Linked DNA regions of Homo sapiens: region 1 is linked to region 2. A link is a loop called in an ENCODE intact Hi-C map of the cell type or tissue named here. Cell type or tissue: PC-3. All regions are shown on one strand. Links, peaks and the distances in the headings refer to the core of each region. The heading gives the core; the rest is flanking DNA. Region 1 has its middle 100 kb from the start of MDFIC. Region 2 has its middle 110 kb from the start of MIR3666.

What was found. Hi-C counts contacts between places; a loop is a spot of excess contacts. Peaks named below come from ENCODE experiments on the same cell type or tissue, not always from the same donor. Only the 100,000 strongest peaks of a DNase experiment are listed, where the experiment ranks them.
Region 1: a loop joins it to region 2, with 7 times the contacts of the local background. A loop is called at or near these places in 3 of 110 quality-filtered maps.

What each region holds. Positions count from the first base shown.
Region 1 is chr7:114,812,920-114,825,732 of GRCh38, reverse strand. No RefSeq gene overlaps it. Among named protein-coding and RNA genes, the nearest start is that of MDFIC, 100 kb to the left of the region's middle. RefSeq lists enhancers at 1-447, 1,326-1,991, 1,943-2,475. In PC-3, for the core only: no CTCF peak of the experiment used is centred there; DNase peaks (open chromatin) are centred at 5,912 and 7,062; H3K27ac peaks cover 2,780 bases.
Region 2 is chr7:114,753,950-114,766,762 of GRCh38, reverse strand. No RefSeq gene overlaps it. Among named protein-coding and RNA genes, the nearest start is that of MIR3666, 110 kb to the right of the region's middle. In PC-3, for the core only: no CTCF peak of the experiment used is centred there; DNase peaks (open chromatin) are centred at 6,052 and 6,892; H3K4me3 peaks cover 1,123 bases; H3K27ac peaks cover 2,338 bases.

The DNA of each region.
Region 1 (12,813 bases), core at 1,722-9,721, 60 kb before region 2:
GAACTTTATTTCATTTTTAGTCTAGTTATATATGTTAGGCTTTTGATGTGGTTTGGCTCTGTGTCTCCACCCAAATCTCATCTTGAATTGTAATCCCCACATGTCAAGGGAAGGACGTGGTGGGAGGTGATTGGATCATGGGGGTGGTTTTCACCATGCTGTTCTTGTGATAGTGAGGGAGTTCTCACGAGATCTGATGGTTTAAAAGTGACAGTTTCCCCTGCGCTCTCTCTCTCCTGCCACCTAGTGAAGGAGGTGCTTGCTTCTCCTTTGCCTTTCACCATGATTGTAAGTTTCCTGACACCTCCCTAGTCATGCGTAACAGTGAGTCGATTAAACCTCTTTCCTTTATAAATTACCCAGTCTCAGGTAGTATTTTTATAGCAGTGTGAGAATGGACTGATATAGCTTTATTATTATTTTTTATTTATTTGTGTTACAAGTAGAGCCAATGCTTCAGAATACTACAACAAAAACTAGTGGGACAAGCATTAGAACTGCAAAATCCAAGGTGCTCCAGAGCTCACAGGGTCAGAACAACCTGTTTAGATACAAGTTCATCCCTTCATGTTCATTTTCTCTGCCTACTCTGTAAACTGATCCCAGACTTCCTCAAGGTAGACCAAATGAAGATACGTATTCCTCCAGGTCTGCTTACTATTTATTTAATTTACCTGTGACTTTTTCATTTTCATTGCATAAGTAATCAACTCATTTAACCATGGGAAGAATTAAACCAACAAGGCTCAATTATGTTTTCTGCTCCATGTTGTCAAACTTTAATAGTATTTCAGTTTACCTTGCTCTTCTGATGAGGAAAATAATGTGATCATCTCCCTTAACTTCCCTATTTCATCACAATGACTTGGTAACTTGTACATGTTGCTGTGAAATCACTGGCTTAATGCTATCTAATTCTACTAACTAACCTTGATACATTTATTTCCCTTCTCTAATGTGGTACTTTCCTCTTTTGATCAATATAATCCTATAATCTATGCAAATTCTTGTAGGAATAAAACTTGCAATAATGTATTTTATTATTTTTGTAAGCACGCCTTCCTTGGAAAAATGTGTTAATCCTTTCATACAAGCAGTTTTTGAAAAACTGATATAAAGTATAAATGGGAACAAACATGACAGTTATAACAAATATACTATTGGATATATTTCATTTTTGTTCCACACAAGATATTAATACATTAACTTTATATCCTATTAGCTCTTTCAATAAGGTCAATAATTAATCATTTAATCTTTTTTTAAAAAAAGAGGTTTTGTTTCCTACTAAAATTAATAAATATTCTTTCATCTTACTGATTTTTTCTGAACAGGTCACTGTCATCATATACCTACTAACTTACTGCATATCAGAGTCTTCCTCATAAAATGGATAGGAATATCAGGAACATCACTGTGTGACTAAAGAAACCACATTATTTTTACAGTGTAGAAGAATTGCTAAGCTTTTGCCTCTTTTTTTGATTAATTTCATGCCTGACTCAGTCAGAGATTAGGCCTTGACACAGGTTATAATTAAATATTGAAATCATGAAGTGCAAGAATGTTTAATTTTTAAAATATGAGTTTTAATTTACCTCATACGGAGAATAGCTCTGGTCACCTGCAGAGATGCATTACACACTACATTGCCTAATGTAGGATGCCTGAATAAGGCTGAGCATACAGTTAAAGTAAACTAATGCAATTTACTGAACAGCAGTCAAATATTTATCCAGTTGATGAAGCAGACTTTATGTGAAACTCAGACAATAATTAAAGAGAAGCCTTGCTTAAAACATGCTTACTTCAGTTTTCACAAATACGTTATATCCTTTCTGCATCTTCCATTTTCCTAAATATCTCTGTATACCTGAAACACACCATAGTGAGTATTCTATTTTCACAAATATGTTACATCCTTTCTGCTTCTTTAATTTTCCTAAATATCCCTGTATTCCTGGAACGCTCCATACTGAGCATTCGGTAAAATTATATTGAACATATTTCCTGCTATTTCACAGTATTTTAAGTTAGAAGGGTTGATTGATTGCCAGAGCAGCCCAATTCTTCCTGTAGCTATACCTCTTGCAATGTGACTTTGCAGTGCCTCCCATCAAAGGTGGAGTCTTGTTTCCCCACCTTTTAAATTTGGCTTGTGACTTGTTTTGGCCAACGGAATGTGGCAGCCATATTGTTATGCCTGTTCTGCTTTCAGAGACTGCATGCTTCTACTTGTTCTCTTGGAACCCTACCATGAGCATGAGAAAAGCCCAGGCTATGCAGGATGGGAGACCACATGGAGCCTATCCAAGACTGGTCAGCTTCCAGCCACCCTGCTATCTTATTACAGTTAGTCCTGCTGACATTGCCCAAGCCTAACCCAAGGTGCAGAACCATCCACATTACTTGTAGAAGTAATAAATTGAGAAATAATAAATTATTACTGCTTTAAGCCATTATGTTTATAATTGTTTGTTATACTATAACAGCTAATTGAAGCAGGATTTGGAGATCTAATCCAACCTGTTCATTTTATAACTGAGACAACAGAGGCCCAGAGCAGCTAAGTACCTTGTTCACATTTACACACTGTCAACGGCAGAACCGGGTTTGGAGTTTATATTATCCATCTCTTTAGCTAAAACTTTATATTGTGCAATACAACTTGCCTTTGTCTTCCTTTTGGTAACAGAGATAAAAGGAAGTTTGCCAAGAAAATTGGAGTTTCAGCATAATAAAATGACATGTGTCAATAATGATTGTAAGGGCTTTGTATATATTTATTTTAGTCAGAATATAAATATTATCTGATAGTATTTCTCAGATACTTTTCTCTAAGTTATGTGAAGAGAATTGTGAATGACAGAATGAAGACTATTTTCAAGTGTTAAATAATCCCGTAATTTTCAATCATTGTGATATTACTACTAATCTTCACTTTTGGAATATTTCTCAAATGCTAAAGTTAACAGGGATCTTCTTAGAGCTTTACGGGCAGAACTAAATTTTTCTCTGGATTTCATTGCATCCAAAATTATCATCTGGAAGATTACTAATATATGGCATATCAGAGTCATCTCTATATTAAATATTTCAGATGACGAGCATTAAGAAATCTGTAACTACTTAGATTATGTTGAATGCATAAACAAAGGCTAAGTCCATTATGTTATAGGATGGCATGTTATAAAATTGTGTTCTAACAGATTTGAAGAATAAAAAAATTAAGATTTTTGGGCTTCTTTTTAGAGTAGCAAATATTTCTACTTTGGGTCCATTGTACCTGCAACTCTTACACTCTATAGCATTGGTGTTCAAAGTTTAGCTCATCCAAGTCACCCGGATAGCTTGTTAAACCACAAATTGCTGGGCACCACTCTCAGAGATTCTGATTAGGTAAACCTGTGATGGGGACTGAGAATTTGCATTGCTAACAAGTTCCCAGGTGAGGCTGCAGCTGCTAGCTGAGAATCTACACTTTCAGAACCTCTGCTTTATAGTTTTCAAAAATTGTTAAAATAATGTGTGGATAGTCCATGTTAAAATATATCTTACTACAATATTTTAGTGGGAGCTAAAGGAAGCATATATGAACTATATTCACAATTTACATTACTAAGTAAATTATGCAGTACAAAATCCTGTCAATCAAAATCAATGAGACAGTCACTACATTCAGAATTTGAACAGCCTTGACTTTTTATTGAGACATGCCCAGAATCTGCCCACAGACCAAGGGAGAAACTTGTTAAAAAAAAAAAAAAATGTGTACTGTCACAAGGCCCATAATATTTGGAATGCAGGCAAATTAGCTCAAATGATCATCCTCCAAAGGGAAATAATTTGCTAGAGTTTTTAAAAGGTAAAGAAATGACTACTTCCAGCCCAGAGCCAACTTTTTTTTTAATTTAATGAGAATATTCACATAACACTTTCCATGACAGCTTCTGCTTTCCATCACTCAACTCTTTGTGAAAATAGTCCATTTTTGGCTTACTGACTGTATGTTTGGGCTTAATCCAAGAATGAACTTCTTGAAAGGTTTTAAAAAATGGTTTCAGTTGTTTTTAATTCCTGACTGCTTCAAATAAAGAAAACAAACTATAAAAAGGGTAGTAGGACTTTAATTGCATTTTTTTGCATTTAAATATCAGATAACTTCCTAATGGACCTTTACATATCTATGTCCTCTACAGAAATCCCATACCTTCCTCAATTTGAAAAGACAAGTGAGATTAGAAAAAGATTGGCGGCTGAAAGTGTCCTGTGAGAAAACACACACAAAAGCATATGTGTGTCCCGAACTCTTGAGTATGCACATTTAAGAGGCGCCAGCCAACTCGATCTTTCTTCTTCTGGTAAACATGCCTCACTGGGTATTCAAAGAGCCCATTCCGTAAGAGACCATGCAGTATTGTTTATAATTTTTATCGGTGTGGTTTTTCTCACCACCTACTTAAAAGTTCATTTTTTCTCCTTTTCTCTACTTCTTTGCTTCTCCTTTCCTTATAAGAAAAAAAGGCAAACTCAGCAAACCTAAGGCATTAGACAGAGAAGACATTCTTATGAAGACTATTTTTAACATTCTCTTAGTTTACATCTTCCTCATCTTTGAAGCTGACAGTATGTATAGGGTAAAAGTTCCTGAGTACAGAACAACACACAGAGTGTATCCTGAAGTGGCAGTTTCTAGCCAAGGAAAGGCTTCTGAGACAAAGGTAGTCCAGTTCTAAACAAACATAACTTTCCTCTTCCCAAATAAAAGGGTTCTTCAATAGCTGATGATATTCATTTTTTTAATGTTTAGTGACATCTTAATACCCTTATAAACACAGTCTCTATATTTGTGTCATTATTAGATATGTTTAGTGTCTTTTAATACTGGTGGGGTTATTCTATCCTATGTAGACCTAGAATTTCTAGCTGCAAATAATTTCAAATTTTTCATGACTACTTCCCAATTAACTCCAACTCACAGTGATCCTTTCAACTCATGTGGCATCTATTTTTGCCACCACTTTTTTTTTTTTTTTTTTTTTTGAGACGGAGTCGCACTGTTGCCCAGGCATGAGCGGAGTGGCACAATCTTCTCGGCTTTTTGCAACCTCCACCTCCTGAGTTTAAGTGATTCTCCTCCCTCGGCCCCCGCAGTAGCTGGGATTACAGGCGCCCACCACCATGCCTGGCTAATTTTTGTTTAGTAGAGACAGGGTTTCACCACGTTGGCCAGGCTGGTCTCGAACTCCTGACCTCTAGTGATCCACCCGCCTCGGCCTCCCAAAGTGCTGGGATTACAGGAGTGAGCCACCGCGGCCAGCCGCCACCACTCTTTTCATATTTATTTGAAATGATCTTGTGGTGTTGCTAGCTAACTTTTTGTGAACATGTGTGCTATCTACCTAATTAAATTGTAAGTGCCCTGAGGACAGAGAGCTGAGGGAATTTGAGGTGTCACCATAACTTACACATGAAGAACACTCCGTGAGAGTGTGCTGACATATAGGTGGGGATGGCTGAGTCAGCCCTCTAACCTGGGAGTGGGGATGGCTGGAGTGAATGAAAAGGATATCAAAACATGCAGAGAATGATTCCCTATCCTATTTAGGGTTTCCTTGGCTAAAAGCAAACCCAGGACAGGAGGCTGGAAGAGGAGGGAAGAGCAACTATGTAATGATCTACAGGAATTACTCCCGGCTGAAGAAATGGCATATGGAAAGAATGGCAGTTAAGAGGTACAAAGGGAGAAATATCTACTGTGTAACAGGTATAGTTGCAGCCAACCAACTGTTTTGGTGCCTTTTAGTGAGCTATATTAGTCTGTAAGGTAGGAAAAGGGCGGTACCCTAGAAGGAAAGGCTGACTTTAACACCAGGAATGCACAAACACATGCTGAGGTTGTGCAAGGAAAAAGCTGGAAATAGGCCAAGGAACTTCATTTATGCCAAGTCATTAGAAGACTCATCCTCTCAAGACACCCTTTATACTATATGCCAGGAATAGTATCTGTCCTTGCCTGGCCAGATGTCCAACTGGCTCCTTTAGCTTTTCTATTTCTGTTAGCTATATAGTGAAAGAGTTTTCCCTTTTAAAATCAGACTGTTGTGATTATAGACAGAGGCCGTGGGCAGATTTGCTAGTCGTTTGTCTACCAAAGGGTCTAGCCCTTCTATGCTGAAACGTTCTTCAAAGAATAAGTGAATGCATTACTGTTAGGGGAAAATATGCATTCACAGTTATAATTAAGATAATCTTTTAAATCATTTTCTGATGTGCAAGCTTGTTCTTTCCCACCTTCTCACACACACATCTATTTATATATGGCTTAGTGCTTATGCCATCATATATGTGTGCTGAAGGGTGATGCAGGTATTATATCTTGGAATTGAATAGTTCAGGTCCAAGCCTCAGTTTTATCATTTAGTATTCAGAAATAAATATATGCACATATGTGAGCATACATATGTTTACTTAGTATTTTGTAACTGTCCCCTAGTTATTAATTTGCTTTTCTACATGTAGAGTACTTTTAGAAAATATGAACTCGTGCATTTCCTACAACAGTTGAGTATATTATTATATACTGTTATATATAATATTTATATTGGTTGAGTATATAATAATGTATAAACATTATTATGGACTCAACTGTTGTAGTTTCCTACAAGAGTTGTAGCAAATAAGAGTTCATATTTTCAAAACTGTCTACATGCTAAAATAGAAATCTACACTGAAGCATGCCAACTGTTTAACTATGCAAATAAATGTCATAAAATAATTTAGAAGCCTAAATTAAGAATGTTGTATCTAAGTGAAACAACTGCGGGAACAGAGATCAACAGAAATTAATTACACCCAGGAAATTTGGACAGGACATCAACAAGAGCATGGACCATGAAATCTTCAGTGACCCAAACAGTTAAGAAATTGCAACCAAGAGCTATAACTTTCATCCAGAGAGACAGATGCTTTCACCAAGTGTGATAATTTTTTAATCCTCATATTCTGTCATGACTCAACCCATGTGGCTAGGGTGAGCAATGCTTACTGACTCACATACTAGTGTGATGGGGGTAGTTGTGGAGTAGTTACTATTCTTTCTGTGTGGATGGGTATTTCGAGATTTATGCAGCAGGTATGTAGAAAAAAAAGATAAACATGGGTATTGGTCAAGGCCATCATGCTACACAACTACGGGAAACACCATTTCTACTATCGTGTGTGTGTGTGTGTGTGTGTGTGTGTATATCTCCTTCTTCCTTAAATTTGGCCATGAAGAGCAACAAGGCTATATAAGGAGGCCTGACTTGGATTCTGGTTCTACCACTGCCACTTACCAGTTATATGAACTTGAACAAATCATCTCACCTTCCTGAACTCTAAGAACTCTAAGGTTTCTTGGTTTATTCTGTGTGCTGTGGAGTCGTTTGCCAATCTGGTGAAAGTTATAGATGCTTCCTCAGAATAAGGTTTTTAATGGCATAAAATAATACAGAATGTTGAAGAATCCAATTATTATTTTTTCTAATGTAGTAATAAATGTGTTTATTATTATATTAAATATCATTATCAAGATATGGGTCCCATAAATACCATAATTTTGAACTATAATGAAGGTAAACAATATTTTGAGATATCTGCAACTGTAATGTGATATAAAAATATATCTGTTGACAAAATTATAGATACCTATACTATTATTGCTATTTATTGCTTACGTTCATTAAGTAAGTAAATGCTAAATTTCAGTTGGGGGTTAGCAAAAATGAAGGGTAATTTTTTCCTGATGTAAGTTCAAGGACTACTTTTATTTTATCTATGAACCACAAGTTAAAAACCATTCCTCGGCCAGGTGCGGTGGCTCATTTCTGTAATCCCAGCAATTTGGGAGGCCGAAGCAGGTGGATCCCCTGAGGTCAGAAGTTCGAGACCAGCCTGACAAACATGGAGAAACCCAACCTCTACTAAAAACAAAATAGAAAATTAACCACGTGTGGTGGCACATACCTGTGATCTCAGCTACTCGGGAGGCTGGGGCAGGAGAATCACTTGAACCCGGGAGGCAGAGGTTGCAGGGAGCCGAGATCCCACCATTGCACTACAGTCTGGGCAACAAGAGTGAAACTCAGTCTCAAAAAACAAACAAACAAACAAACAAAAAATTGCTTTTTTATTATACTTTAAGTTCTGGGGTACATGTGCACAATGTGCAGGTTTGTTACATAGGTGTACATGTGCCATGTTGGTTTGCTGCAACCATCAACTCATCATTTACATTAGGTATTTCTCCCAGTGCTATCCCTCCCCGAGCCCCCAACTCCCAACAGGCCCCGGTGTGTGATGTTCCCCCTCCCTGTGCCCATGTGTTCTCATCGTTCAACTCCACTTACGAGTGAGAACATGCGGTGTTTGGTTTTCTCTTCCTGTGTTACTTTGCTGAGAATGATGGTTTCCAGTTTTATCCATGTCCCTGCAAAGGACATGAACTCACCTTTTTTATGGCTGTATAGTACTCCATGGTGCAAATGTGCCACATTTTCTTTATCCAGTCTATCGTTGATGGGCATTTGGGATGGTTCCAAGACTTTGCTATTGTGAACAGTGCCGCAATAAACATACATGTACATGTGTCTTTATAGTAGAATGATTCATAATCCTTTGGGTATATACCCAGTAATAGGATTGCTGGATCAAGTGGTATTTCTAGTTCTAGATCCTTGAGGAATTGGCACACTGTCTTCCACAATGGTTGAACTAATTTACACTCCCACCAACAGTGTAAAAGTGTTTCTATTTCTCCACATCCTCTCCAGCATCTGTTGTTTCCTGACTTTTTAATGATTACCATTCTAAATGGTGTGAGGTGGTATTTCATTGTGGTTTTGATTTGCATTTCTCTAATGACCAGTGATGGTGAGCATTTTTTCAAAAGTGTGTTGGATGCATAAATGTCTTCTTTAGAGAAATGTCTTTTCATATCCTTCGCCCACTTTTTAATGGGGTTGTTTTTTTCTTGTAAATTTCTTTAAGTTCTTTGTAGATTCTGGATATTAGCCCCTTGTCAGATTAGTTTTTACCCATTTATGTAAAAACAGGGAAATGACATCTGCCTTCCAGAACTCACTGAGCTTTGCTAGGATCAAATTAGGTAAAGTTAATTCAACAAATATTTAGTGGATCATTTCTATGTGCCAGGCACTGTTTTAGGGCCTAGGGATACAGCAGTGAACGTAAGAGACACTGTCTAATGGAATAAATGTTTTAGATGTGGATGCCAGACATTAAATGTATATGTTGTGAGAGGGGATGGTACAGTGATAAGAAAAATAAACCAGGAATATGTACAGGAGAGATGGAGGAAAAGTCTCTGTGCTAAGATGCCGCTGGAGCAGAGACCTGAAGGAAGCAAGGGACAAGGAGCCATGGGGATGCCTGGGAGAAGAGTCTGTAAATAACAAGTGTTGTAGCATTACCTTTCATCTAACAACAATCAGTGAGCAGGTGGTAAATTGAAATGTAAGCCAACATTACTAAGTAGGAAAATTAAAATATGTGGACTTTTGGGTAGAATTATGAATTTATTCCATATTAGCATATAAATTATTTTATATCCGTATTTGAAAACTTTGTTTCTAGGCCGGTCATGGTGACTCATGCCTGTAATCCCAACATTTTGAGAGGCTGAGGCAGGAAGATCGCTTGAGCCTAGGAATTCGAGATCAGCCAGGGCAACATGGTGAAATCCCATCTCTAAAAAAATTAAAAATTTTTAGCCTGGCATGGTAGCGTGTGCCTGTATTCCCAGCTACTCAGGAGGCTGAGGTGAGAGAATGGCTTGAGCCCAGGAGGTCAAGGTTTCAGTGAGCCATGATCATACCACTGCACTCCAGCCTGGGTGACAGAGCAAGAGTCTGTGTCAAAAAAGAAAAAAAGAAAACTGTTTCTACTGTTTCATTATGTATGCAGTTTTTTAGTGCAACTTATTTTGTTACAAGCACTATACTTCACCAAATTAACTAATTTAATCCCAATAAGCACCCTACAAGATAGAACCTACCATTATGCTACCTTACAAATAAGAAAATGGAGGCTCAGAGGGAGAAAAGTAATTGCTCAAGTAAATACATACAAGTATCAGAATCAAGATTTAAATGCAGTCAACTTAATAAAATCTGTCTTTTTATCTATCATGTCATACCGTTCCTTGAAAATAGATACTATTCTCTGACAGGAGAACAATCCATCTTAGATATTATATTTTTAAGTTACTGAAGTACTTCAGAATTTTTTGTTAAATGAGAAAATTTTGCACTGTATTCACTGGGGAAAATGTGCAAAGAAAAAAAGCTGAGCCACAAAGGAGTCAGAAAAGAAATTCCTAATTAGGGGAAAGACAGTCATTAGAGAACACCATTAGAAAGATTATAGTCACCCATAATCTTTCTCTTTTAATATCTATTTGCGGTTACCAAAAATAAATAAATAATTAAATTTTACAAAAACCCAAAAGCTAATCAGAGATCCAGAAAAGACAATCTAAGACCTTTTTACAATGCAAGGAACAGTCCTAGGCCCTTAGATATAGGAGAAGTCTTCAGTGTGTTGAACCACAGGTTAAACTGAAAAGGCCCAGAAGTTTCATAAAGTAGGCAAGAGTACATGAATGGAAAGAACAAAGTAAATATTTTAAATCAAAACTTGCCAGTTTTAGAGACAGTGAGATTAACAATAAAAAGTTCAGATTCAACTTATAATTTATATTCTGCTTTAAATTATTTCTCTTCTCAAATTTGTTTTCTTGATTCTAGACTACTCCTCTTTTTCAGGAGTGTATTGCAACAGTTCCAGTGAGAAATAAAAATGGCTGAAGAAAATCAATAACAGTGGAAGCGGCTGGTGAAGAAAAAAAAGAATGCATGTTTAATATTGAGAGGTAGGGGAGGGTGGAGAGTGGGTGGCAAAGGGGAAAGTCCAGGTGGCCTTAGTTTCTGCCATGAGTGATGGGGTAGGTGATGTGTTAGTTACAAGCAAGATAATGAATATGAGAGAAATAGAAGATAGGTAGTGAGTAAAAATGTGGACATCTTGATTTTTAATTATTATTGGGAGATCCAGATGGCAATAACTTACAAGCAATTGAACGCAAGTCAGGAACTCAGGAGAGATATCTGAGCTGGAAATAGAGTTCCAGGAATCATCAGCATGCGGATAAAAACAGACAATTAAATCAAAGATTTAAAGCACACCCAGAGGATGAGATAGGTAAAGGAGACTGCAGTGGAGTAATTAACTACTTGAAGAGCCGGTTCCCAGTATCAAATGCCACAGAGAAGTCAAGTAATACTTCCAAGTGAGGAGTTAGGGGCTGGAGGGGACAGTGCCTTGAAGGCCTTTGACAAAGCAGTTGTGTTGATGTGGTGGCAAAAAGTCTGAAGGGCATACAGTGAGAGGTAAATATGAAGCTACAATTAGAATATAACTCATTCTATTTATGAACTTGATGGTTAAATGATAAGAAAAGGAGAGAGAGATGGTAGCTAGATGCCAAGGCAGAGTCAAAAAATGGACAGGTTGAAATTATCTGGAAAAAAAAAAAAAAGACTGATGGGGTAAGTGCCCCAAAGAAAGAAGAGAGGCGAGGGTTTTGCCTGTCAAAATGATCAGAAGCCCAACTGGAGATGAGTAAGTGGGGCCAAGGAAGCTAAAAACATCGCATTTCATGAGACTTCATGAAGAATTATACCATGTCCTGGGCAGCTATTGAATGTCCTAACGGACACTCCTATAAGTGAATAATCTGTTTTTGATGAAAATCTGTTGTACACATAAGCACAGAGCAGCTCTGTGTGGTTTTAACACACAGAGATTTTCTAGGAATACAAGTACTCTGTAATTCAAAGAAAAATTGATTTAGGTTTGTTCCAATTTTTACCAAGAATTAGTCATAATTTCAGAAATTCAGAACATCAAGAAGAAATATAATTCATGGGTTTTAAGTCACCAATAGCATGCATCTATCATTCTGTGTTCGTAGCTATTCCATTTACACAGATTCTACAAAGGTCAGCAGCCTTTGACTGGTGAGATCATACATGATAATATACATATTGAAATACATGTTTCATTATAGATTATTTCTATTTCTTTTTTCTGTTAGAATTAGGGCATTATTTTGTTTCTATTCTCTGACCCCAATTGTTCTAGTGACAACCACATTGTTGAATAACCTTGCTCCTTTGCCTTCTCTTGGTCAGCTTCAAAATATCCTCTAATAGAAACTGTAGTGTTCATCAGTGATCACCATTTGGTTATAGGTAGGGTGACCATAAAACATATTTTTCAAAGGGGATGCTTCTGAGAATGATAGTGAGTACAATTAATAATTACTTGAGGACAATAAGAATGAACTGAGACTGTCCTGGGCACACCAGAATGTATGTTCACCCTAACTATATACTACAGGTGTGGTGAAGGATTTGTAATTATTTATTCATCATGGAAGAGACCAGACGTTCTTGCTTATACCAAAGGGTGACTAAACACAAATCCTTGTGAGGGAACTACCTTTTGAGAACAGGGGCCATCATATTTTTGCCTCTCCAGCATCTGGCCAAGTGTTCAGTTCACATTTGGAAAACAGGGCTCAAACCTCAGGGTTTGAGATCAGCTTGTGGTTAAACAACCCACTTCATATCAAAGTCATCACTCAGTGATCAGAAAACCTTACATTGCTAATAAGTGGTCACTGCCTCCTGCAGTAGAAGACAACATTTAATAAAGTCACATAGGTAGTCATGTAGGAAATACCAAAGG
Region 2 (12,813 bases), core at 2,373-10,372:
TTAACCAAATGTACGCATACAGAAAGGTGCATTGATTTTGTACACTTAAAATTAGTGCACTTGTTTACTTCACTGTATGTCATCCTTCAATTAAATGTTTTTCTTTACTATCAGAAATTTTACATCCTTCATATCTACTCTTTGCCAATATTACATCTAAATCCAAATTTATTTTTTCATGTTACATTTATTTCTTCAAACATAATTGATTACTTTCATGGGCTTTCCATGGTACTAGAAGCTGAGGGCTATAGTGAGGGGGGCATCCATGATTGCTGCCCTTAGACAGTCTTTAGCTCAGATGGAATGACAGCAATGGATGAAATAATTATAAAATCTCCAGTGTACAAAAGGGAGTGTGAAACCCAGGGCACTAGCCTAATCTGAGAGGTCAGAGAAGGAATTACCTTTTAACTGGGATATCAAGAATGAGCTGAATCTATCTAAAGGAGGAATGTTTGCTAGAGGGAATAGCATGTACAAAAATTCCTGAGGCAAAAAAGGTGTTCTCACCGTTCAGCAGAGGCTTCTGGGGCAGCGAGAGCCAGCGCGTGCGGCTGGAGAGGTAGCAGGGCCCACAGAGATATTAAGTCAGTCAGTTAGAATAATGCAGCTGTTCAGATACACATGACAATTTCAAATTAGAGATTATTTCAAATTTGCTTGGAGCTGCTGCAGTCTTATATCACTGTCAACACCCAATTGATTATTTTGTAGTGGTTGTCTGGTATTGAGAAAATCCAAATTAATATGGATAAACGGTTATGAATCATTTTTAATATCCTTCCTAGCAATCCCAGGAGACTTCATGATTCAATAGAGATGGCAGGAGACTCTTTTCTTCAAGTTGGAAAAGCAACAACAGCAAAAACCAAGCCAACTGACAGCACAGACTAACACAGTTTTATACTAGGGATTGCATTTTGTCAAATTCCAATTTATGAGAAAATTACATGAGTACCATATTTTTAACCACATTTTTAAACACATGTTTAAAATAATATTCTGATACAAATTTTGTAGAAACTCTGAGGCACTCAGTGGGAAAATCACCAGTGTTGTAGACCAAGGGATTTGGGGTTGGAGCCTCATCTTGTACCTCTCTATACAAATTTGAGCAAGTCTCAAACTTCCTTTTGATCATTTATGAAATGATGTCTGTTTTGCATTCCAACTGTGTTAGTCTCAGCTGCTTATGTAGAGCGACTCAGTTGGTCACCTGCCTTGCTCAAAGAACACCAAGTGTCTTTCAGGTGGCATCATGCCCAGCTCTATGCCCTGAATTTTGATTGGTAGAAATCTATCAAGGTAATCCCATCCTCTGACCAGGTGCTCACTTCCTCAGCCTCTCTTGCAGCTCAAGGTGTCCATGTGACACAGTTCTAGAAAATAAATTGCTCCTGGCTAAAACAGTGAAACCCAGTCTCTACTAAAAATACAAAAAATTAGCTGGTCGTGGTGGCAGGTGCCTGTAGTCCCAGCTACTCGGGAGGCTGAGGCAGGAGCATGGCCTGAGGAAACCAAGGCTCGGAGAATTTGCTGAGTTCACTTCGGGATCTAAGAAGTGACAGAGGCAGTAAGAAGCCTGGCCCCCTGGCCAGATAAACAATAAAGTGCAGGCCCTCTCCAATATGGCGGTGCACTGGAGAAAGAACACCCAGGCTTGATGGCAGGTGATGAATGAAGGGAAAGAACATTTCATAGAGAAGATAACACAATGGCCCAGGCCCTATAGGTGATCTATTGGCTTAAACTACTGCCACCACTTTACAAAGGTGAAAGGGCAGGGAGAAAGACAAGGGCAGAAAGCAAGAGGGAATGGTGCTTTCATTCCCTGATTACTTTACTTTTATTTTCATTTTGAGACAGGATCTCTCTCTCTGTCACCCAGCTGGAATGCAGTGGCACAATCATGGCTCACTGCTGCCTTGAACTCCCAGGCTCAAGCAACCCTCCCACCTCCACCTCCAGAGTAGCTGGAAAGCGCCACCCCTGTCAGCTAAACTTTTAGTGTTTTGTAGAGACAGGGTCTCCCTATGTTGCCCAAGCTGGTCTCAAACTCCTGGGCTCCAGTGGTCCTCCTGCCTCAGCTGCCCAAACTGACTGGACTACAGATATGAGTCACTGTGCCCAGCTCATTTCCTGATGAGTTTAAGTGGAGTCTTTCATTTTTTTTTTTCTATTTTACTTTAAGTTTGGGATACATGTGCAGAACAGGCAGGTTTGTTACATAAGTATACATGTGCCATGGTGGTTTGCTGCACCTATCAACCCATCATCTAGGTTTTAAGCCCCACATGCATTAGGTATTTGTCCTAATGCTCTCCCTCCCTTTGCCCCCCACCCCCCGACAGGTCCCAGTGCATGATGTTCCCCTCCCTATGTCCATGTGTTCTGATTGTTCAACTGCCACTCATGAGTGAGAACATGTGGTGTTTGGATTTCTGTTCCTGTGTTAGTTTGCTGAGAATAATGGCTTCCAGTGTCATCTATGTCCCTGCAAAGGACACGAACTCATTCTTTTTTTATGGCTGCATAGTAATCCATGGTGTATATGTGCCACATTTTCTTTATCCAGTCTATCACTAATGGGCATTTGAGTTGGTTCCACAGTCTTTGCTATCGTAAATAGTGCTGCAATAAACATAGGTGATCATGTGTCTTTATAGGAGAATGACTTATAATCCTTTGGGTATATACCCAGTAATGGGATTGCTGGGCCAAATGGTATTTCTGGTTCTAGATCCTTGAGGAATTGCCACACTGTCTTCCACGATGGTTGAACTAATTTACACTCCCAACAACAGTGTAAAAGCATTTCTATTTCTCCACAGTCTCACCAGCATCTGTTGTTTCCTGACTTTTTAATAATCACCATTCTAACTGGCATGAAATGATATCTCATTGTGGTTTTAATTTGCATTTCTCTAATGACCCGTAATGATGAGCTTTTTTGACATGTTTGTTGGCCACATAAATGTCTTCTTTTGAGAAGTGTCTGTTTATATACTTTGCCCACATTTTGATGGGGTTGTTTGTTTTTTTTTCTTGTAAATTTGTTTAAGTTCCTTGTAGATTCTGGATACTAGCCCTTTGTCAGGTAGGTATATTGCAAAATTTTTCTCCCATTCTGTAGGTTGCCTGTTCACTCTGAAGATAGTTTATTTTGCTGTGCAGAAGCTCTTTTGTTTAATTAGATTCCATTTGTCAATTTTGGCTTTTATTGCAGTTGCTTTTGGTGTTTTCATCATGAAGTCTTTGCCTACGTCCTGAATGGTATTGCCTAGGTTTTCTTCTAGGGTTTTTATGGTTTTGGGTTTTACATTTAAGTCTTTAAACCATCTCGAGTTAATTTTTGTAAAAGGTGTAAGGAAGGGGTCCAGTTTCTGTTTTCTGCATATGGCTAGCCAGTTTTCACAGCACCACTTATTAAATAGGGAATCCTTTTCCCGTTACTTATTTTTGTCAGGTGTGTTGAAGATCAGGTGGTTGTAGATGTGTGGTGTTATTTCTGAGGTCTCTGTTTGGTTACATTGGTCTACATATCTGTTTTGGTACCTGGTAGCATTCTGTTTGAAAACTGGCACAAGACAAGGATGCCCTATCTCATCACTCCTATTCAACATATTACTGGAAGTTCTGGCAAGAAAAAAAAATAAAGTGTATTCAAACAGGAAGAGAGGAAGTCAAATTGTCTCCGTTTGCAGATGACGTGATTGTATATTTAGACAACCCCATCATCTCAGCCCAAAAACTCCTTAAGCTGATAAGCAACTTCAACTAAGTTTCAGGATACAAAATCAATGTGCAAAAATCACAAGCATTCCTATACACCAATAATAGACAAGCAGAGAGCCAAATCATCAGTGAAATCCAATTCACAATTGCTGCAAAGAGAATCAAATACCTAGGAATACAACTTAAAAGGAACATGAAGGGCCTTTTCAAGGAGAGCTACAAACCACTGCTCAAGGAAATAAGGGAGGACACAAACAAATGGAAAAAAAATCCATGCTCGTGGATAGGACGAATCATTATTGTGAAAATGGCCATACCGCCCAAAGCAATTTACAGATTCAATGCTATTCCCATCAAGCTACCATTGACTTTCTTCACAGAATTAGAAAAAAAGTACTTTAAATTTCGTATGGAACCACAAAAGAGCCTGCATAGCCAATCACATCAACTTTCAGGTGGCCCAAGGAGGAGGAGATGGACCCACACACCCTAGCTAGCCAATTCTCTCCTCTTCAGTCTAGCTACAGCTTTTAAAATTCAATTGATCTAACCCAAAGGTCTTCCTGGTCTTGAAATGTGCATAACATACTGACAAGTCTCATTCACTTTCGTTCTGGTGTTCTCCACCCTTTTCGTGGTACCATTTTTTTAGCTGAATTCTTCTACTCATTCTTCTGTGAACCAAACTCAGAGAGACACAGGTGGATCCTGGAAACCTGTTTATCTAAGTTTTTACATATTTATATACTGTCTGGATCTCTAAAAAATACAATATGGGATGCTGAAATATACACATTACGACCAAACTGTCTCCTCTTCTTTTCCGTCTCTCTTCCTCTCCTTTGGTGATGACATCATTAAGAAGGGAAAATAAGAGTATAGACTAGACAAGATAAAACCAGGAATTAGGTTTTCATACAAAAGGGTAAAGTGCACATGATCAGATTCTGTATACTTGTGAAGTCATTAAGAACATGGATTCTGGAGTCAGACTGCCTGGATATTAACCTCACTTCTACAATTTATCTTGGCAAAGTTATTTAATTTCTTTGTGATTTGATATCTTTGTATGGTCATAATATTACTTACCCTATGTGGTTGGCTGTGGCTTAAAATAGTCAAAACGTGTAAAAACAATTACAAAAGTGCCTGGCATACAATTTCTCTAAAAGTGTTAGCTCTTACTAGAAGAAATCATAATGATTCTTGTTACTATACTGTATAGAGACTGAAGGATATGACACTTACTTTGGGTCTGCCTGATTTTTAGTAAGCCCAGTATCAGCTTTTCAGATCCATTATAAAAACAGAGAAGTTAAAATCATTCAATATATATTATCTAATAGCTAGGACTATTCTTTTATTACAAAATGCTCTTAAAAGTTTCCAAAATCATAGAAGAAATGTATAGAAAAATTCAAATTCTAACACATTAACTCATTTCCTATGAGATTTTGCTTTTTGAAAGTATTAGCAAGATCTTCAGAGGTATTTTCACTTTTTAAAAATTTGATTGTTTTTCAAAGTACTACCAAATAAATTTTTATCACTGTATTTCTTTACGCATGATTAAGAAGTGAGAGTGACTGGCCTTATATCTAGATTCATCTTAAAATAATGTTTTATGGAGTATCAGATAGCCAAATTACTACAACTACCTGCTACAACACACCAAAAAAAAAAAAAAAAAACAGTTTATGAATAAATTCCTACAGGTCTACTTTAACTGCAGTCCTGCCACTTTAACGTTATTAACGTTACAACTTGGGTAGTTAAATGGACATGGTGGAGAGTTTCTTTTCAACCAATAGTAAAAAATAGTAATAAATCCTTAGCACTACATTTTCTGAAAAGACTTGGCTTATGTGCATGAGGTCCATTGACTAGAGTCACAGTTGCAGTTGCTGAACTGGATAATTAGCTCAAAGCTTGGACTAAGGTATTTTTAAAAATAATCTTTTGCTATGTGAAATTATCTGATAAAATAATATTCAGATCCATTTTCCTCTTATTGCACCAGTAACCAAACATAGGCAAATGTCTTCATTCATTTATTTATTCAACAAGTTTTTTAAATGTATTATGAGACAGGCATTGTACTAAGCCTAAGGGACAGAAAGGTGAATTAAAGAGACAGGGTAATTTCTCTTAAAGAACTTACCTCCATCCCATGGGGAGGCAGAAAGGAAACAGACAGTTTCCATATAACCGAGTGTGATATGGCCCAGTGGGGCAGTACAGTGTGTACTGTGGAGCTCTGGGTAGTGACACTTAACCACATGTTGAGGAGGAAGGGACAATTGAAGCTGAGGTCTGAGGAGCTTATGGAAATTAGTCAGAGGAAGATGGGGAGGGAGTAGATGGGGAGGACAGTATTCCAGCCAAATGAAGTATAATGTACTGGCAGTGCAGTAAGAACCATATACAAAAGTTTACAGGCAACTTACAGCCTAGAGTTTCTTCCTGCGTTTACAAGAATGAGAAAATACCTGCTTAGACATCAGACCCAGTTTGATGCATAAAAGAACCACTCCCTTTTAAAACAATTTCCCTCAAAGAAGTGAATTCGATAATAAGCAGCACAGAGAAAAAGAGGTGTTTGATACCGACTGAACAGAGTAACAATAAGCATTTCATTAGCAACTCTTGGGAGCTCAGTTGTGTGCTAAGTGCAATTAAATATGACTAAGTATTTAAGTTCTAATAAGGGAAAAGATTGCATACCTCTGAAAAACTGCAGTCAAAGTTTATATAAATTAAGGAATGAGGAAGTGGCATATAGATAGGGTGACCATACATCCCAGTTTTTCCAGGACACTTTCTAGTTTATGCCTGTTGGCTCTGCACAAATAATAATAGTGCCTACTTTCACTCTCAAAAGTAACCTGGGTAATACAATAAAATTATATGTAATGATTCAGAAAAAGGGATGAGGGTGTACTGGGTTATTGGGAAAGGTTTCATGGAGCTGGAGGGACTTGTAGTGGGGCTTAATGGCAAGATGGGATTCATTTAGAAGAAGCGCCATTGTTACAACTGAAGATCAAGCCCCAGCCAAGAAGCACCTGCTCACCATTTCCATGAAGTGAAGCCTGTCTATTCATTCACTTTCTCATTCATTCATTCAACAAATATTTATTGAGCACACACCCTGTACCAGGCACTGTTTAGTCACTGGGTTGCATGAGCAAATAAGCTGGCCAAGATCCAGTCCTCATAAAGTTCCAGTGGGAGATGAGGGGAGCAGAATTTATTTCTAAATAAACTGGATATTTTCAGATAGTGATAAGTGCTCTGAAGGAAATCCAAAAGGGTGATATGTTAATGAGAACCTGCAAAGTGGCTACTTTAGAGAAGGCCCTCTGAAGAGCTGGACTGTGAGTTCTGACCTGAATGAAAAGAAGCAGCTACCCATGAAATGATGTGGGGAAGCATTCAGGGTGTAGAGGAACACCCTGGCACAGGCATAAGCATGGGTTGTGGCTGGCAGTAATTGTCTACAGCAGGGATGATATTTTTTCACAGTATTAGGCAAGGCAATTAAGGAAGGGCATGGCTGCTCAGAGAGACAGTTTGCATTTGATTTTAAGTGCAGGGGGAAGACATTTAAACAATAAGCGGGCAAGTGGCATAAACTGAATCATGCCTTTAAAAGACCTCTCTGGCTGTCTTGTGGCAAACAGAACATAGGGGAGCCAAGAGGAAGCAGGGAGGCCAGTAGAGACACAAGAAGGAAAGTCGCCTTGCCTGAGTCGTTGCAGGGGAATCAGATGGATTCAATAGATGGATTCAAAATATATTTTGGAGGTAAGTTGACAGGGTTTGTTAAACGTTTTCTGAGGATGAGAAGTTGGGAAGTAAGTGGCACAAAGAATGAGAAATACTCCCTGGATTTGGCCTAAAATTTGGTGTGTGGTGGTATAAATATAATTATTGAAATGTTAGCACAGTTCCACTTTCAAGCGTCCATTCATGCTTTGACCAAACAGCAATTAACCTTGAAAAAGGGAAATGCTGATTTATATTAAGAACTCTTAGAACAAAGTCCATGTCCAATTCATCTCATTTCCTGTGATGCTGAAATGTACCATATGCAGAACAAATGCTCAAGAAAATTAAAATGAATGAATGAAAGCTTTTCCTGTGAATTCATCTAGATATTTCAGGAAAACATCTGCAGCAATATAGACTAAATCTGAGCACTAGGTGACTAGTTCATCTTTTCTCTCATTTATCATTTCTTTAGTCCTTTAACACCTATTAATTTAGTGCTCAGTTTGTGCCAGGCATTGTGTTAAGCAGATACGTAAGTTACGTAGTGCCAGTGCTAGGGAAGAAAAAAATTTGATGACAGCAAATGACAAATAACTCTGATGACAAAAAACTCAAATGACAGAGAACTGAAAGTCAAAGAGGGCTTCTTTGAGGAAGAAATTCTTGAGAGAAATGCTAAAGGCAAAAACTTGACAGGAGGAAGTTCATATAATTAGAGGACCCAAAAGAAGCCCTTGTGGCTGGAGCTGAGGGGCCAGAGAGCCCATGATGAGATGCAGCTAAGAGGTAGGCAGGAAGCAAATTTTGCAGGGCCTTGTGGGCTGATGCCAATGAAAGGTTGAAAGCAGAGAAGCTGTGATCAGATTTGCACCTTGAAAAGATCACCTTAGCTGCTGGTGGCCAATGACTAGGCTGCAGAAGGAGGCTAATCAAAGAGTGGTAGCTGGTCACATTCTCTTTGCAACCAATGCACATTCCTTGTCCAATCTGGAAATATAACATGGTCTGAATAATTGTCTTTGGTGAGAAAAAAAGATAAAAGATGCAATACATGCAAGAAGTTCAAGTAGTGGGCGTATAATTTCAGCTATCTAGGTAATAGTCAAGGCTTCCCAAAAGTCCTAACCTGAGAATAAACTTTCTGCAATTTTACTATCCAAGAAGCAGCTAGGAAAATATCATTATTTCGGGGGCTGGGTGCGGTGGCTCACGTCTGTAATCCCAGCACTTTGGGAGGCTGGGGCGGGCGGATCACAAGGTCAAGAGATTGAGACCATCCTAGCCAACATGATGAAACCACGTCTCTACTAAAAATACAAAAATTAGCTGGGCGTAGTGGTGCGTGCCTGTAGTCCCAGCTACTCGGGAGGCTGAGGCAGGAGAATCGCTTGAACCCAGGAAGCGGAGGTTGCAGTGAGCCAAGATCGTGCCACTGCACTCCAGCCTGGTGACAGAACGAGACTCCATCTCAAAAAAAAAAAAAAGAAAAGGAAAAGAAAATGTCCCCTGCGGTGGCTCATGCCTGTAATCCCAGCACTTTGGGAGGCCAAGACGGGTGGATCACGAGGTCAAGAGATTGAGACCATCCTGGCCAACATGGTGAAACCCCGTCTCTACTAAAAATACAAAAATTAGCTGGGTGTGGTGGCGCATGCCTGTAGTCCCAGCTACTCAGGAGGCTGAGGCAGGAGAATTGCTTGAACCCGGGAGGCCCAGGTTTCAGTGAGCCAAGATCGCGCCACTGCACTCCAGCCTGGTGAAAGAGCAAGTCTTGGTCTCAAAAAAAAAAAAAAAAAAAAAAAAGGAAAGAAAATGTCATTATTTTTTTGTTAACTTTGATTTTAAACTAATAGCTGTTTTTTTGTTTTTTGTTTTTTGTTTTTTTCCATTTTAAGTGTAACGAATATTTATTTTCAAAAGTTTAGTACATGGGCCTGGGGAACATAGGAAGACCCTGTTTCTACAAAAAGTTAGCCAGGCATGGGGTACGTCTGTACCCCAGCTACTTGGCAGGCTGAGGTGGGAGGATTGCTTGAGCCTGCGGGGTCAAGGCTTCAGTGAGCCATGATAGTGACACTGCACTCCAGCCTGGGTGATAGAGCAAGATACTGTCTCAAAAAAAAAAACCAAATGTAGAAAGTAAGAAGAGAAAAATACCCTTAATATCTCCCCAAAATAGCCTCTGTTAATATTTTACTATATTTCTCCATATACTTTTCATGCAACTTTCTTTTTTCTCCCACAGATTTGTTATTATGCTGTTTACACAATTTTGTTTCCTTTTACTTAACCTTATAGCACAATAATAATAAAAACTGTTTCTTTCTGACTTTGTCCAAGGTCTTAAGTAACCCTCTCCCTCCTCTCTAACCAGATATTCTGTTTATGGGTCACCTATGACAAAGTGCTTGTCTCCTATGTGTCCTGACATAGGCAAACCTTTAAAATATTTGTTTATTTTCTTCTTTGTCAGAAATGTCTGATTTCCCCCTGTGTTGATAAAAGATTACCTTCTCACTGGAAAGGGGATGTGAAAAGCTGCTAAAAATTTCAGAAGTCAATTTCTTTCAAATAGCTTAACTGACCATTTATGTCACCCAAACATCTACACTGTGACATTCCAAAGATAGCATCTAAGCTGTGTTACCATTTCCAAATATTAGAACTTCAGTAAATCCATGAAGTTAATGTATACTTCATTTTATTTACTAAAATGGTTCCAGTTTAAGAAATTGTTGTAAGCCAAATGAAAGACATCCTAGAAGTACTTTTCCTTCTTCAGGTTTGAGGAGTGGGGTGGACTGAATAACAACATCATTTCCTTTGCCTGAGAAATAAATGAAATTGCAGTATGCTAAGTTGCACATATTTTTCATTAGCACTTAGCTACCGTGTCTACACTAAGATCCATTTATCTCATACTTTTTTTTTCTTTTCAGATAAAACTTTCAAATGCTTACATTTCACTGCCTGTTGGTTGATTGGATAATTTGAACATCAAAGGAAACTTTCATTTAATTTAAGCCGTAAAGTTGTCTTTTGCTTTATTAACTCTCGATCAATAAACAAGCAATTTGGAAATGTAATCAGGAAATGCTTCCGATTGGCTGACAATGTATCAAAGCCAGGCTTCAAGGCAACAGCAGGCTGTAACAAGCAGTTTATTACCAGTAGCTGTTACTGACATTAGTCAAAACCAAGAAAGATAAAATGGAATAAGAAATGTAATGCTGGAGGAGCCTTGGGCGCTGTGTTCTCTTCTTCCTTTTGAAAACTGCAAGCCTGTCTTTGATATGATAACAAATATAAACTGTTTAAAAACACCAAATGCAGAAAAACTGAGCCTAGCCTGTCATGGAGTTAATCCATTCCAGAGTGACATACAAATAGTGTAACATCCAGCAGATATATGTTATGGAAATATTTTGAATTGGATTTACATGTAGTGAGCAAATTGGAACTTTTGATTTTTACCAGATATTGTAATATGCATGTTCTCATATTAACGGAATGTAATCCTATTTGAAGATAATGAGTTTTCAACAGGCTCTGCAATTGGAAGCTACATGAAAAAAAAATTGTTTGGTTTTTAACTAGAGAGGGGCCAAGAGAATTGGACCCTAAATTTGCAGGGTAGCCTCACTTTCTATCAGCCAGCTGCATGTTATTTTGCCCTCGGTTACTGCTTACCAAGAGATTTCTGGGATTGATGGGTTTTAGGCTTTTTTCCCCCCCTTTATCTCTGGACTGTCCATTGCCATGGGCAAATAGCAAAGTACAGAGCACTTGACAGGGATTTTTCTTTGCACACATCACTCCTTACAGTCATTCTAAACAGTCTGTGCATATCTTTCATACAATTAAAAAAGGAGAGAAGGGAAAATATCCTTTACTCTTGTTGGTTTGAAAACTCCTTTAGATATTGAATACAGATTCACAGAATTATTTTTCATTGCACTCAGAAAATTATAAGCCACACTGATAGCAAAATCAAATAGACTTAACACAAAGGGGAGATGAAAAGAACCAAGAAGGGATTCTATTTTTTATTGCTTTCAGAGGCATCTCTGCCTTGGCACGTCGGCCATGCTGAGCCCGGCTACCTTTTCATCACCATGTCAGGAGTTCCTCTCCTAGATCAGTTAGAGATATCCATATTTCAAAATAAATAAAATATATATTGTTTGATGAAGTTTTCCTTTAGGGGCCTATATATCGAAATGAGTCTATGAGACCTGGCTGGTGTATTCTGCTAGGATTACTGACCATAATCTCCATCTACTATTTTCTCCAGTGGCCAGGCATATTAGATAGTAATTTTTCTCTGAATAACTAGCTAACCACTTGCCCTATTTGTCTTCAACACATAAGTAAACATACTGAAGCATTACAAAAGCTCCTCTTAGTAAATGGTGCATAATTTGGTGCATGGGTATTTCAGTCTTAGCTTGACTACCTCACTATTAAGCTGCATGATAGGTCTCTTGAAACATTCTTTTAGTTTGTTTTCTGCTTATAGGTTCAGAAACTATGGTATACTAAAAATCTATACATATGCAGAGTTATCCATTTTTCTCTTGTAACTAACTCCTGTAATGATGAAAATAAACCCTCTGAGCTGAATCGGCTACTTGGTTTTGACTGACATCTTTTGAATAGATTTAGACAAGCTAAAAATTTTGACTCATTTGGCATACTACAAATATTAGGAGAAAATAGCTTCATTAATAATTGCAATTCAAAGTTCTCATGACACTCAACCCAACAATTTCCAGGAAATCATAAGTTACAGTAGGCCTTCACAAATATATTGTGAAAAATAAACAAGATATAAAATATTTTTTGAAACTGATGTCATAAAAAGTCACACATTTCTTAAACATCACTATAGGATATTAGTCATATTCTCCAAGTCTAATGACAGTCGAATTTTTAACAATCAGCTTCTGATTCACAGAGATCAGAAAATTTTATATCAGTATTCTGGTGACCTCACCAAATTCAAAATGTGTATTCTTTCAGAAGGAGCAATAATAAAAGTCTCTTCAGCTTTATAATGGAAGGCTGAACAAGAAGTTCAGACTCAGAGACCAAAAGACATTGAGAGAAGGAAGTATTTACCACCAATGTATGATACAACAAGCCATCGAGATAGTGCCGCCATGTATTTAGATTTATTTAGCCCTCCCTGTGTTCTATGTTTACTGTGCATGCAACTTAACACCTATTGCTATCAATGAGAATATGTAGAAGTCAAAAAAAGTGTTTTAAAATAGATTTATCGTTCATCTGTTAGCACCT